Linked DNA regions of Homo sapiens: region 1 is linked to region 2. The links are chromatin contacts, found by Hi-C or POLR2A ChIA-PET in ENCODE. All regions are on one chromosome and are shown on one strand. The core of a region is the stretch at or near the end of the contact, and the rest is flanking DNA. Distances in the headings are between cores, read along the strand shown.

Evidence for each region. Hi-C counts contacts between places; a loop is a spot of excess contacts on that map. ChIA-PET counts read pairs that join two places held with the same protein, here RNA polymerase II (POLR2A).
Region 1: a map of Caco-2 shows a loop between it and region 2 (3-fold over the local background). The contact joins two enhancer-like sites. A Hi-C loop is called at or near these places in 1 of 168 maps with a recorded cell type or tissue (Caco-2). POLR2A ChIA-PET finds 5 or more read pairs at or near these places in 3 of 52 experiments (A673, CD4-positive, alpha-beta T cell and activated CD4-positive, alpha-beta T cell).

Annotation. Positions count from the first base shown.
Region 1 is chr12:75,887,721-75,895,380 of GRCh38, reverse strand. No RefSeq gene overlaps it. Among named protein-coding and RNA genes, the nearest start is that of PHLDA1-AS1, 140 kb to the left of the region's middle. RefSeq lists a silencer at 7,078-7,372. Within about 2 kb of position 6,085, at least 4 of the 41 ENCODE cell types and tissues checked have a DNase peak (open chromatin) inside an H3K27ac peak, as active enhancers do.
Region 2 is chr12:75,619,708-75,627,480 of GRCh38, reverse strand. All of the region lies in intron 9 of LOC105369844 (a long non-coding RNA gene), which reads left to right. Among named protein-coding and RNA genes, the nearest start is that of KRR1, 110 kb to the right of the region's middle. Within about 2 kb of position 3,545, at least 3 of the 41 ENCODE cell types and tissues checked have a DNase peak (open chromatin) inside an H3K27ac peak, as active enhancers do.

The DNA of each region.
Region 1 (7,660 bases), core at 4,836-7,335, 270 kb before region 2:
CATATTTACAGCTCCAAACATAATTTCTGGCACATGGCAGAGAGTCAATGAATGTTCTCGAAAGTTCAATCAACTAAATGGAAGGTGAGTGTGACTGTTCATGTATCTCAAGTGGAGAGGTGAAAAGTTGAAATGTGTCATTCTATTTTTATTGCATTTAACTTCCTCAGTAGTTGTTGCTTCTGTTGTTGTTACCTCCCAATTTAGGAAATAGCTCAATATTGGATCAAATAGCTCAATATTGGAAAGCCAATTACCTAACAGAGGCAGAGAAAAGTGAAAGCAGCAAGATGGTGACAAAATGAGAATCAAAGGAAATGCCATTAATGGAAACTTACTCTGGCCCATGTGACTTACTTGGATTGGAGCATATGTAGGCAGACCAGCCAGCATGAACTGTTTTTATTATTATTATTATTTAATTTTATTTTAAGTTCTGGGATACATGTGCAAGACATGCATGTTTGTTACATAGGTAAATGTGTGCCATGGTGGTTTGCTGTACCTATCAACTCATCACATAGGAGTTAAGCCCCGCATGCATTAGCTATTTATCCTGATGCTCTCCCTTCCCCCACCCCCACAACAGGCCCTAGTGTATGTTGTTCCCTCCCTGTGTCCCTGTGTTCTCATTGTTCAGCTATTATTATTTTGTTTGAATTTAGTTATCACAGATTTCCTGGTTGTACGTCTGGTTGTATATATGCCAGTGTACACACATATATCAAAGTTTGTATCTTCTTAGAAATATGCTCATTTTCATAGAAAATAAAATCAACGTCAAGGTCACAAATAATTTTTTGGTTAAAAACAGTGACACCAATATATGATTGCAAACCTGAGTTCTCCACTGATTAAATGTGAAAACAGAGGGCTTGGACTCTGGAACCAGATATCTGAGCTTGAATCCCAGCTCTGCCACTTACCAGCTCTGTGGCAAGTTAACATCACCTCTCTGTGCCTCCGTTTCCTAATACATAAATTAGAAATGATAATAGGTCTACTGTATAGGATCATGTGAGGATTTAATGAGTATGTGAGTACATAATGTATGTTAAGTCATTAGAACAGTGCCTGGCACATAATAAATGTTGGCTATTATTATTAACAATTAATAATAGACATTACTAGTAATAACAGTGTCACAATTTAATTATTAATATTAATATTAAAATGTAGAACCACAACGTGTTATAATAGCAAATGTTGGCTGAGAAAATAGGCAATGATAAAAGCTTTTATAAATTAAATAACACTTTAAAATATATTTTATTAATAGCCTCTATATAAACAACCTATATTTGAAACAGCAATGTTGCATATATATGAATATATGTGGATATATCTGTGTGTGTTTACATAGCATTGTTCACTCAGTCCTCACATGAATCGTAACGAGTGCATGAATTTGTGTTCCTTGAGGCCTCCAGGGTATGTGTAGTCCTCAGTTTGTGAACCACTGGCTTCGTGAACCTTTATGTTTACTCTGTATATCAGTCATATAAATTAGTGCAGATTCTTTTCCTGAAAAAAATTCCATTGAATACAAAAAAATTAGGCTCTAGTTGTTGAAGAATCAAATACACTTAAATATAGTTAAAAATAATGAACAGAACTCGGATGGTATCTCCTTTAGGCTAGCATGGTTCACTCTGTGATACCAGGGATCTCATGGATCTCTTGGAAATAAGTGAAGGAGGAACCAAGTGCAATGTTTTTGGATTGCAGTTGTGTAGTGGGCAGAATGGTTAAAAGTACACAGTAACCCTGCGAGGAAGGTGGTATTCTTGTCCTCTTTTACAGATTAAAAAAACTAAGGCTCAGCGAGATTCAGTAATTTGCAAAAAGTCTTATAATAGAGCTAAGATTCAAATCCAAGATTGGTAGATGCCCAAGCTCTCTCCTTCTATGCTATAGTCCTGACAACGATGGCTGTCATTTTAAGATATCCTCCAGATTTTGCAGGGTTTCTGTTGTTGTTATTGTTATATTTTTATTTTGTCAGACTCCCAGAACACAGTGCATCCATGTAATAGAGGTAGAGATACCAGGACACAGCACATCAGTGTAATAGAAACAGACAGAGACACCAGAAAAATAAACATGGCTATTCATCATGGCAGCCAGCAGCAGAGGCCTGTGGGTTTTCCATGAAATTCTTTACAGGCCAGAGAGAAAAAAATCTAGGTTATTCAAATCAGTTACTCAGGCATTGCTGGTCAGTAAAGATTAGGCCCATTGGGTGTGCTTAAATGCCTGTGGCGAGTAAGGTGAAGCAAGATTGGAACTGCTGCCAAGGTGGCCGGGGGTGGAACTGACAGTGGTGAGGAAGAGGCCATTCTGAGTAGCTGGTTATCTTTCAGAGGATATGGGATAGATAAGGCCCTATCAAGATCAAAGAATGCATGTGGCGGGGGGGGGTTTATAAAGGAAGAGAAGGGAAACAGGCTCATTGAGAAACCAGGAAAGGAAGGAGGCTGACAGATGATATTCATCAAGTCCCTGTGGAGTGAGGGAGATGTGTGTAGGGTGTAATGTGGGAGTGAGGTGAGGAACATGACCCTTACTGATAAAGTCCGTTCCTCGTCTTTTGCAGTTGCTTTAAGCTCTGAAATGGCACTTGGGGGATCTGGGCTTGTCTTAGATCAGTACTTTCTAAGATATTTATCTCTTATTGCTGACACATGGCCCTTGGTTGTTCCCTCTTTTCTATAGTTCCCCTCCCTGAATCTTGTTTTAGGGGTTTCTTTCTTTATGGTTCCCAGGCCTACTCTCCTATTGTCTTATTTTATTAAATGTTATTCCTGTGAGGGAGGTCCATTAAGCTCCTTTCCTTTGTCTCAAGTCCCCTCTGCTGAGTTCCTGAGGACCGTGTAAAAGAACAACAGTACATGAAGATGGACAATTACTTATTGAGCATCTACAATGTGTAAGGCACTGAGAAAACCATGATAAATAAAATATACTTTTTCCTTTAAGGAGGTAACATCCCCTGATGAAGTTGACACTTTAGAGGGGAAAACAGAATTACAAACTAATATATACAATACAGTGTAAGAATATAATATTTGAAATATATGCCATGCAGAATATGATCCAGTTTTTCTCAAGGATCCCCCCTCTACCCTATGCCAGGGGAATCTACTATGTTTGAGGGAAATTCCATCTGCCCAAGAGGTCAGAGTTTATGGCTGGATGTGGTGGCTCACGCCTGTAATCCCAGCACTTTGGGAGGCTAAGGTAGGAGGATTGCTTGAGCCCAGGAGTTGGAGTTGGAGACTAGCCTGGGCAACAAGGGAAACCCCCTGTGTACAAAACAAAACAAAACAAAAAAAGCCGAATGTAGTGGTGTGCACCTGTGGAGGTTTTTGGAAGGCTAGGTGGGAGGATCACTTGAGCCCAGGAGTACTAGGCTGCAGTGAGCTATGATCATGCCACTTGCACTCCAGCCTGGGTGACAGAGTGAGACTCTGTCTCAAAAAATAAAAATAAAAAAGTCAGTTTCATTTACCTGGCAGCAGGTCAGTGTAACAGCAGAGGAATGACAAAGTAGAATGGAGAGAATGAGTGAAGAACTGTGAGCTGACACTTTCCCCTCTATGAACAGAGGACTGTGTGGGCCCAGAGCTGGCTGCTGAGCCTATTCAGCCAAGCTCCTTAGCTTTATGGAAGTACAGAACAAATGAAAGTTACCACAGGTGATATCATACCTACCCATAATAAAGAGAAAATGTCTTGATACCATCTCTTCCTTTCTGTTAAAGAAAAAAACTAGTCAATGATACTTGTTAAAACACAGGAAGGGAGACTTTATTCAGGACCATCTTAATAGGTATAGAGATCACTGCAATCAGATTCTGCAGTGGGGGAGAGAGATTGGGCTCAACTCAGAATACGGCATGGGCAAGTGGGAATTTATATGGAAGAAGCACGGTGGGGGTCATTAGATAAAAAAAATTACTAAGAGGAAACTTCAGGGGCAAGGGAGGATTCTGGCTAAACTGACCTAACAGGATTCTTACTGAAGACAGGCCAGGGTAAGCAGACATCACCTGGGGGATGGTGGAGGAGGAGGAACCCAGCCAGATACAGAGGGTGCTCGGATATCAAGGGTGGAAGTGCTTGCTAAACTGACTCAGCAGGATTCTTTGTTAAAACTGGACTTTATAAGAAAGTACACAGATGAGCCTAGGAGAAGTTTCAGGAGCTTGCCCAAAATTTGGTCAAGTAAATAATCTTTGTCCTCTCCTTACTTAGATTAAAATCGGATGGGTTAGCCTCAAAATTTTTGTGAAGAAGATTTAAAAAGAGACTGGCTGAAAACTGGTCTAGAAGCTAGTTATGAGATTATTTTGAAGCAATGTTGATTCCTGGAGCCTGGGCCCTGAATGCTGAGGGAAGCATCTGAGAAGAATGGACAATGATCTAGGGATGAGATCTAGGGAACAGAAGAGATGTTCGCCACAGGGTACATTGACAAGAAGTGTTGCTGGGAACTCTGTGACCGCCTCCACCCTAGGAACAGCTGACATGGGGAAAGGTTGATTTTGCAAACAGGAAGAACCAAAACTTGGCACTAGCTTTTGGAACCACAGGTTAACTGATGCCAATAGACATAAATGAGAATGCCTCAGAATTTAAACAATTTCTAAGTAATAGGAAGAATCAGCCTACTGTTGGAATGACATCTGTCTAAATGTCATCTATTAAAGAATCTCCATTTATTTCAAAGTTAAGAAATAACACAAAAAGGAGATGTTACAATATTGTGTAAATATCAAGTTAGAGAAGGATTTCCACAAAACGTAAGCGGGAACATCAATGGCAAATAAATAGTTTTTGAGAAAACTCAGGGTTTTCTTTTTCTTTAATCTTTTCTTTTTCTGGGATAAATACTTCAAGTGGAAATGGGATTTTCTGAAATGGGCACTTGCAAAAGTCTCCAGAAACCCCCAAGGAAGAGGGTTGACTCATCCAGAATACTGGGAGATGGAAAAGGGCCACAGAAAGCTGTTGGCTCCCTTGTTTGTGGACAAGAGAATTGCTTCTGGGCTGTTTTAGTCAGAGGCACTACATAAAAAATGAGCCAGGAAAGACACAACCAGCTAGGAGCCAGGCACTGTTTCTATGCTTGTTTTACATCCAAAAAGAACTAGAAGAAATTGCAATTTAAAATTTTGGTGGAATTTCTGGAATTATGAACAATGTCATTTCTGTAAATAAATATTTATGGAGTGTGTATCTTTGCCCACCCTGTCTTTGGCACCGTGAAGGTACACCAAAGACTCTAACTGTGATTCTTGCTTGTATTTCTCAACCACAGCTGGGATGTGATTTGTGCATAGGATTAAATATGTTGAGATTCTTTGATAAATCAAAAAATATTCCCTATAAGACACTGTGATCTTAAAATTATTCACAGATAATTGATCAACATTTTTGAGAATCCAGAGCTTGCTTGGTAGCAAATGAAACATATCTAAGACCCTCAAACTCCATCTCTAATAGGTTATGTATTTTTGTTTCTCAAATAGCAACTAGAATTTGGGGGTGGAATGGGGTAGGACGTTAGCTAGAAGACACGTATTAGGGAGAAAAGCCATTTCCAAATTGAGATCTTTGTTTACTGAATATCTGGCTTTTAGTAAGAGTATTTAATCCAAAGTGAAATTGGTAGATTTCACAGATGTATTTATCCCTCTATAATTAAAAGATCAGTCCTGTAGAGTTCTTTTCTTGAAAGATTATTCTATAATGTGAATAAACCATTCTCAGAATTGACAGCTTCTCTCTTCTGAAACCTTTCCTCTCTTCCTCAGCTGATTGAAAGGGCTGCTCATGGTCTTTTTCAGCTGCTTATAAGGAATATAAAGCAAACCAGTACAGCAGAAAGAGATGAATAAAGATTCCTTTGTTCCCGATCACGTGCCTGAAGAGAGAACACCATTGCCCTTGAGGCGCTCTCTTGAGTGGGTTCAGGATCTTCCCTCTTCCTGCAGCACTCTGCGATTCTCTCCCAGGGCTGCAAGAAAAAGCAGCACTGTTCCCTTCGGGTTGAGCCCGGCCATCGCCATCAGTGCTGCCACTGCCACCACCTCCATTCCCCGCAACCCAGACAACAGAGTGAACCTGCTAACAGCACAGAGTGTGTTTATTTATTCTCTCTGCATAGTGGAAACTTGTTTCAAAGAAAGTAACAGGGATTGCCTGATGTTAGAAGATTCAAAACACTGAAATACACTTGTAAAACGATTTGGCTGTCTTCAATGAATGTAAATAGTATGTATTTGGGGGAGTTGCAAAGGAGCCGATCAGCATATTTGTCAGAGAGGGAAGGAGGCAGAGGAAAATATTTATCTCTCTTTGTGAGCTGTCACACGACTATAGTTTGCCCATCACATCTGAATATCTGTTCAAATGATGTGATATTTTTATTTTGATTTCCTGAACTGATAAAATGTCCTGGAAAAAATAGGGCAGCTGATCTTTGGAATGTTTTTTCTCTCATAATCCTAAATTTTTGATTTCTGTGATTTCTCACTCTTCCCTTTTCTTAGAAATCCTCATGCTCTAGCTTTCTGGGGGGACAATTCTTATGGTTTTTTGTTATGTTGATGCTTTATCATCATTTATACCTCTGGCCCTTACTACAGAACCTTGCACACACTAGATGCACAATAAATATTTCCTGAAAAAGTGAATGAATGGAAAAATGAAAATGAAAATGAAAAATAAATGGAAAAATGAAAAGCATTGAGCTGTTTTGTGAAAATCTGATGAGTAAGCCTTTCTTCTTAGGAATTCTAGCCTTGGTTCCAGGCTCAACTGTTAGACTTCTCTGAAAAGAGTATACCCAAGTCTGCTTTCCCTTGGGTATACTGAGCTGGACCCCTGGAATAAAAACTTTGAGGAAACATCTAGTACAATAGTCACTGGTGCTAAGATTAGGGGCAAGACATCAAGAGTAAATTTGGTCTTACTCTTTCTCTGGAAAATTTTTAGGTATTTAGCTACCTACCTGAGATTTATTAGGCTGTTAATATTTCTTTGAGTATAAAGAAAAAAATAAGGGTGAAACATTGATGATCTAGTTTAATTTACTGAGAAATGTGCTTTTCTTCTTGTGAAAGTCCTAAATCTGTCCACTTGTATCAGTGGGACTGGGCATGTGGGTGGTGATAGTGGAACACTGTGTGAGCCACTGATATTGTGTGTGTGCTGGAATGAGGCATGCTTTCCACCTTACTCCTCCTTCTAGCAGCAATGAATATGGAGGGCAGCAATGTCATTTTCTCCTCGAAGGTCACAACCAAGAGAGAGGTGTCTCTTCTTATGTTTGTTTTCTAGGGCTGTAATAACAAAGTACCACAAACTGGATGGCTTAAACAAGGCATCTGTTTTCTCACGGTCCTGGAGGCTAGAAGTTTGAGATCAAAGTGTCAGTAGGATTGGTTTCTTCTGAGGCCTTTCTCTTTGGCTTGTAGATGGCTGTCTTCTCTGTGTGTCCCTATATGATCTTCCTTCTGTACATGTCTGTGTCCAAATTTCTTCCACTTATAAGGACAGCAGTCATATTGGGTTGGACCTGCCCTTGGGACTTTATTTAACTTTAGTTACCTCACTGAAGGCCTTATCTCCAAATACAGGCACATTCTACTGT
Region 2 (7,773 bases), core at 2,296-4,795:
TGTTGCAATGTTTCCTAAAGTGATAAGTCAAAGTTTTTCCATTTGTTCTATTTAATCCCTACTCTAGTTATAACCCTTACACCATAGATAAGTTCATCAGATCCTTAAAAAGACTATTTTTTTTCTTCTGGTTATAAGGTGATATATACTCGCAGAAAACTTGGGGAAAACAAAGGAATAAAAAAATCACATATGTTCTTAGCGACATAAAAATAACCTCTGTATTAGTCTGTTCTCATGCTGCTAATAAAGACATACCTGAGCCTGGGTAATTTATAAAGGAAAGAGGTTTAATTGACTCACAGTTCCTCAGGGCTGGAGAGGCCTCAGGAAACTTACAATTATGGTGGAAGGGGAAGCGAACGCGTCCTTCACATGGCAGTAGCAAGAAGAAGTGCTGAGCAAAAGGAGAAAAAGTGCCTTATAAAACCATCAGATCTCGTGAGAGCTCACTCACTATCACGAGAACAGCATGAGGGTAACTGCACCTGTGATTAAATTACCTCCCACTAGGTCCCTCCCAAAACACGTGGGGATTATGGGAACTACAATTCAAGATGAGATTTGCGGGGGGCACAGCCAAACCATATCAATCTCTATCAATGTTTTGATGTCTTTAATGTCTTAATCTTCAGTGTTTTTCATACAAAGTGGGGTTATGTTTCATCTCTAGTTTTGTATTCTATGCATATATAATATTGTGTCATATTTTTTGTATGTTGCTAAATATTCTTTGAATTATTTCAATTCCTTATATTATTTATATGGTGCAAACCACTCTTTTGAATGAATATATTAGGATATATTTAAGAATTCTCCCACATATGAATATTATAATTTTAATTGATTCTTATTTTTAATCATATTGTAATAGACATCCCTATTTGCCCACAATTCTTTTTATTTGCTAAAAATACATTCCTATAAGTAGAATAACTATTTAAAATATACATTTTAAAGGGCTTTTGATACATCTTGCCAGATTTCTCCTGTTGCTCTCTATAAAAGTTGTAACAATTTGTTCCCTTACCAGTCTTCAATGCACTGTACCCACAAAGTAATTGCAAATTTGAGAAGCAAAACTGGCACCTAATTACGGTTTTAATTTGAATTTGTAGCTTATAGTGCAGTTGGATCTTTTTTAATATGTTCATTTGTATTTTGCGTTTCTTCTGTAGCTTGGCCCTCCATGTCCTTTTTTTTTTTTTTTTCCTGTGAATTTGAGTTAGAGAATGTTTGCTCCCTCTTTGTTCATTTTTTAAGGGTTTTAATAAGATTGGGGTAACCTGGTTTTGAATGTTTGGTGGAATTCACCTTGTAAATTTATTTCAGCTCATTTATTCCTTGAATGTAGATTTTTAAATGCTTAGTCAACTTAACAGTTATAATACAAAGTTTTTTTTGGTAAGTCAGTATTGGTAGGTTATATTTCTCTAGGAATGTATCAGTTTCATCTAAGGTTTACATTTTATTGACATAAACTTGAGTACATATTATTTGTTTTTGATGATTGCTTTGTTTTAGGTAGTTAGGCTGATCAATCTTGCTGTTGATTGTTTTATTTTACTTTTTGACTACCAAAAAAATAGAATGTTCCAATCAAGTTTCTCTTAAATTATTTCTTGTTTTTTCTTTTGATATAATATTAAATACACATTTACTGTCGTGTTTGAGAAAAGAGCTTGTCCCATGCTTTTCTAGAATACACAGAGGTGTATAGATTCATCTATTTTTTTTTTTTTTTTTTGGGGGGGGATGGAGTCTTGCTCTGTTGCCAGGCTGGAGTGCGGTGGCGCGATCTTGGCTCACTGCAACCTCTGACTCCCTGGTTCAAGAGATTCTCCTGCCTCAGCCTCCTGAGTAGCTGGAATTACAGGCACACGCCACCATGCCCAACCAATTTTTGTATTTTTAGTAGAGATGGGGTTTCACCATGTTGGCCAGGATGGTCTCCATCTCCTGACCTCATGATCTGCCCGCCTTGGCCTCCCAAAGTGCTGGGATTACAGGTGTAAGCCACCGTACCTGGCCTCTATAGCTCTATCTATGAGGGACTTGGTCCTGAGGATACATGGATTATTACCCTGAAACTCTCTCACTTTCAGAAAAAGCTGAAGAATGCTCCAAGAGTGGTTAGAAACTTAGGCCTTAAATGTAAATGGGAAAAACATGTTTTCAACATTATTACTTAACATTATTCAAAGCCTGTATCTCATTTATTTTTACTACTTCGTCTAAAATGGACTGATAATGGAATGAAGTATCTTACTACAATTATCTGTCAGTTTCTGTGTGAATCTCTAAAAATTTCTATTTATTTCTAATGGTATGGTATTATTTTAATAAGCTCATAAAATGTTGTGATGGCCTAATGTTAAGTTTAGAGGTAAAAGAATGCGTTGGAAGTTCAAGAATTTATCTATAATCCAATAACGATACTTTTTTGTTTTTTTTTTTTTTTTTGAGACAAAGTCTCTGTCACCCAGGCTGGAGTGCAGTGGCACGATCATGGCTCACTGCAGCCTCTCACTCCCCAGGCTCAGGTGAACCTCCCACCTCAGCCTCCTGAGTAGCTGGGACTACAGGCACGTACAACCACACCAGTCTAATTTTTGTATATTTTGTAGAGACAGGGTTTCACCATGTTGCCCAGACTGGTCTCAAACTCCTGGGCCCAATTGATCTGCATGTCTCAGCCTCCCAAAGTGCTGGGATTAGAGGCGCGAGCCACTGCGCCTGGCCTACCAATAATGATACAACTAAAAGCAATTCCCTCTGAACTTTTGATTCATGGTCTTTCTTATCTTTACTTCTCATTACCTTTGCTACCTTTTAAAGTTTCGTTTTACTTTTTTTTCATAGGAATTTAAGTAGGTAATTTGTAGACACTGTAAGACATGACCTTTATTTAGCTACAAGTCCCTTTTATCTAATACCTATTGAAGTGATCAATACCATCTGGATATAAACCAGACTTTTTCCACCTTGCCGCCCATCACCATGTCACCCCTAGTATTTTTATTTTAAGTATCCTCCCTGTTTTCCCTTAACTCAGTGTTAGTAAGGCTGAACACTCCACCTACATTCTTTTTGTTGATGTCTCCCAGCTCCCAGGGTACTGATCTCCAATGTAGGGTTTAGGCTCCCTAGAAGGTGCTAGTAAACATTCTTTTGAGGAGTAGGGGAAAATGCTAGAACTACTAATTATGTTTATTTTTTTATCTCACCTTAAATTATTCTTTGTTTATGCTCTATAGTGTTTATGATATAATTACAGTAGTACAGGTATACTTTACTAATAAATAAACATGTGTTTATTGAGTGAACTGAATTTGTTGCGTGCGCTACAGATCTGGTGATTTGTATGCAGGAAGTTTATTGGGGAATGCTCTTAGGATCAGCGCCTCAGGGGGTACTGTCAAAAGGGCAGGATTGCATCATGGTTCTCAACTGGGAAGGTTTGGAACCCCAGGATATATTTAGCAACATCTGGAGACATACTGGCATCTAGTGGATAGAGGCCAAGGACACTGCTAAATACCCTGTAATATACAGAGTGGCCACCACAACAAAGAATCATCCAGGTCAAAATGTCAATAGTGCTGAATTTGAGAAATCCTGGGGTAAAAGGATAAGCTGAATGGCAGTCAAGGCCAAGGCCTCACTTCATTCCGTAGGGAGCTCTGGAATCAGGTGGGCCCTTCACAGTGTTCTACACAGGCCAGTCATGGGACACAGGAAGGAAGTATGACCTCAGAAGGGTGATTGTCTTTGGCTTTAGGCAAACCTGAGAAAGCTAAGAGCAGGCAGCTGCCAACACCCACAATACTGGAGAAATGAGAGCTTCAGCCCTGAGAAGGTTATGGAGAGAGACTAGGTGGAAAACCACAGCATCCACTACAGGAGAAATCACTAGCCAGCTTTTTTTCTCTCTCATTATTGTCTTTAAGTTTTTTTCTAAATGTTATTTTTAATTGACAAATAATAATTGTGTATATTATGGGGTACAAAGTGATATTTTGATCTATGTTTACATTGCGAAATGATTAAATAAGGCTAATTAACAGATTCATCAGCTCCCATACTTACCGTTTGTTTGTGGTGAAAACATTTAAAGTCTACTCTCTGAGCAATTTTGAAATATGTACTGCATTGTTATTTATTACAGTCATTCTGTACAATAGATCACTAAAGCTTATTCCTTTTGCCTAATTGTCTTTAAGTTTGGTTGAACCTTGGCCTCATCCTTCCCTCTGCCTTACCACCAGTGAATCTCACTGCTTCTTAGGGCAATTTCAGACATAAAAAAAAAAATCCATTTTCAAGCCTTCCAAACTCAAGGACAATTTATTTCAGAACATTAATCCCTTATTCGGGGCAAAACTTCCCTTTCTCTTCACTCCAATCTACTCTCGGCTGGGGAAATGGTGATGGACAATGGAGCATGTAGCTTTCTCTTATTTCTCTTATTTTGACTTCCTTTCCCACATGCTCTGTGAAATGTTGGGACAAAGGGCAGGAGGAGATGTAAAACAGTTTAGTTTGGAGGCCACAGTGTAGAGGGTGTTGATCCAATAATCATCACATCTCTGTTACATTTTTTACAGTTTCCCTTTCTACTGGTTCATTTCTGTTTGTCCACTAAGGTACTCACAAATTGTTTCAGTCTTAACAGAAACACACCAAAAAATAAAATAGTAGCATCATCCTTCCTTGCTATCATTGTGCCTTTTTCTTTCTTTCCCTCCAAAGTGGAGTAGGCGGGACTTACTGTCTGCTTCCTGTTATCTGCTTATCTTTAACTCTTGACTGCTGGCTCTTTTACTTCTTCTCCCTGTGACTTCCCTGAAACTTCCAAAGGCTGCACATTACCTGTAACTATCAAATGTTAAAGCTTTTATTTTTTTCTCATTCCATTTGATCTTTTTGCAGCACTTTAACATGAATTGACAGACTATATCATCTGCTTCTTTTCTTTTAACTTTTCTCCACTGTGAAATAATGCAGAAAGAAAAGTAGACAAAATTTTAAAATATATACCTCAGTGATTACAGAGAAAACTCATGTGATTGTCACCTACCAGATGAATGTGTGCATTTCTTATACCCTAGAAGCCCCCCTTGCAGCTTTCCAATCACTACCAGTTCAAAAATAGTCAATATGCTAACTACTATGCTAATTACTTTGATATTCTTTATAGTTTTCCACCTAAGAATGCATTTCTAAGCACTATAATTTGATTTTGCATCTTTTTAAAAGCAATATAAAGGCCTGCAGTATATATTCTTCTGTGTATGGCTTCTTTTGCTCAATACTACATTTGTGAGATTCATCATTATTGTTGTGTATAGCTGGGATTAATTCCTTTTTATGGCTGTATGCTATTCAATTTCATGAATATACCACATTTATCCATTCTATTGTAGATGAACATTGGAGATGTTTGTAATTTTTGCCTATTGCCAGTAATATTGCTATGACCTTTCTTGTATACACCTTTGGCTACATGCGTGTATGCATTTATATTGGGTATATATCTAGGCGTGGAAGTAGTGAGTTGTTGGTTTTTGCATATTTTTAAATTTAGTAGAAAATGGCAAATAGTCTTCCAAAGTGGTTATACCAATTTATACTCCTGTCAACAGTATATTAGAGTTCCCATTGTTTCATGTCCTTGCAAACATCTGGCATTTTCAATCTTAATATTACCATTTGGGTGGTTTTATAATGGTATCACAATGTGATACTAATTGTATTTCCTTAATGACTGATGAGGTTGAGCCTTTCTTTGTGTGTTTATGGGCCATTTAGATATCTTATTCTGTGAAATGCCTATTGAAGTCTTTGCCCAGTTTTCTATTGTGTTGCCTGTTCTTTTTCTTATTGATTTGATGAGTTTTTTTTAAAAACATACTTTGGATTCAACCTCTTTGTTAGTTGTATGTTTTGCAAATATCATCTCCAATTTCCATGTTCTTAAAGTGTTTTGATGAAAACAAGTTATCCATCTAACTGTAACCCAAATTTTCATCTTTTCCTACATGATTAGAAACTGGTTTTTGTTTCCTGTTTAAGGCTAGCCTAGATGATGAAAATATTCTATTATGTTTTTCTCTAGAAAGTTTATTGTTCTGTCATATTTATAACTAAGTTCTACTTGGAATGGACTTTGTGTAGGGTAGGAGGCAGGTAATTAAGATTCTATTCTGTTTCCAAATGGATATCCAATCTGCCCAGAATCATTTATTCAAATTACCGAATTTTCCCCACTGTTCTTTAGTGGTTACTGTATTGTATATCAAGTTTCTTTATAAACAAGGGTCTTTTTCTTTTCTATTGTATTCTGTTGGTACAGTTGTCTATTTTTCTCTTATTTACTGTAGCTTTCAAATAAGCCTTGATATGCAGTATAGCAAGTCATCCTACCTTATTTCTCTTCTTCAAGAGTATATTGATGGTTTTTGGTCCACTGCCATTTTCATTACAATTTTAGAATCAGCTTGCCACATTCCAAAAAAAGTCCTGTTATTTTGATTGAAGAAAACATATCTTTGCGATGTTGGAAGTTGCATTCATACACAATGTATCTCTCTCCCTTTATGCCATTCTAAGTTTATCTCAATTATGTTTTGTAGTTTTCTGCAAGGAAGTCTTGAACATCTTATTCCAAGGAAGTTGATCTTTTTATTTTTATTTCAAAAAATTTTTATTTTAAGTGTTTATAGGTGCATAGTAAGTGTATATATTTAAGGGATATATGAGATATTTTGATACAGACATACAGTGTATAATAATCACATCATCAGGGTACATGGAGTACCCATCACCTCAAGCATTTATCTTTTGTTTGTGTTACAAAGAATCCAATTATACTCTTTTCGTTATGTAAAAGTGTATAATAAATTATTGTTGACTGTAGTCACCCTGTTGGACAATCAAATACTAGATCTTATTCATTCTCTCTAACTATATTTTCATACCCATTAGCTATCCCCACTTCCCCCTTCCTTCCTTCACTCTCCGCAACAACTACCCTTCCCAGCCTCTGGTAACCATAGTTCTACTTCCTATCTCCGTGAGTTCAATTGTTTTAATTTTTAGTTCCCACAAATAAGTGAGAACATGCAAAGCTTGTCTTTCTATGCCTGGCTTATTTCACTTGACATAATGACTTCCAGTTCCATCCATTTTGTTGCAAATGATAGGATTTCATTCCTTTTTATGTCTGAATAGTAGCCCATCGTGTATGTATATCACATTTTCTAAAAATTATATTTTAAGTTCTGGGGTACATGTGCAGAACTTGCATGTTTGTGACATAGGTGTACACATGCCATGGTGGTTTGCTGCACCCATCAACCCGTCATCTACACTAGGTATTACTTCTAATGCTATCCCTCCCTTAGTCCCCCACCCCCTGACAGGCCCCAGTGTATGATGTTCCCCTCCCTGTATTCATGTGTTCTCATTGTTCAACTCCCACATGTGAGTGGGAACATGCAGTGTTTGGTTTTCTGTTCTTGCATTAGTTTGCTGAGAATGATGGTTTCCAGCGTCATCCATGTCCCTGCAAAGGACATGAACTCATCCTTTTTTATGGCTGCATAGTATTCCATGGTGTATATGTTCCATATTTTCTTTATGCAGTCTATCATTGATAGGCATTTGGGTTGGTTCCAAGTCTTTGCTATTGTGAACAGTGCTGCAATAAACATATGTGTGCATGTGTCTTTATAGTAGAATGGTTTATAATCCTTTGGGTATGTACCCAGT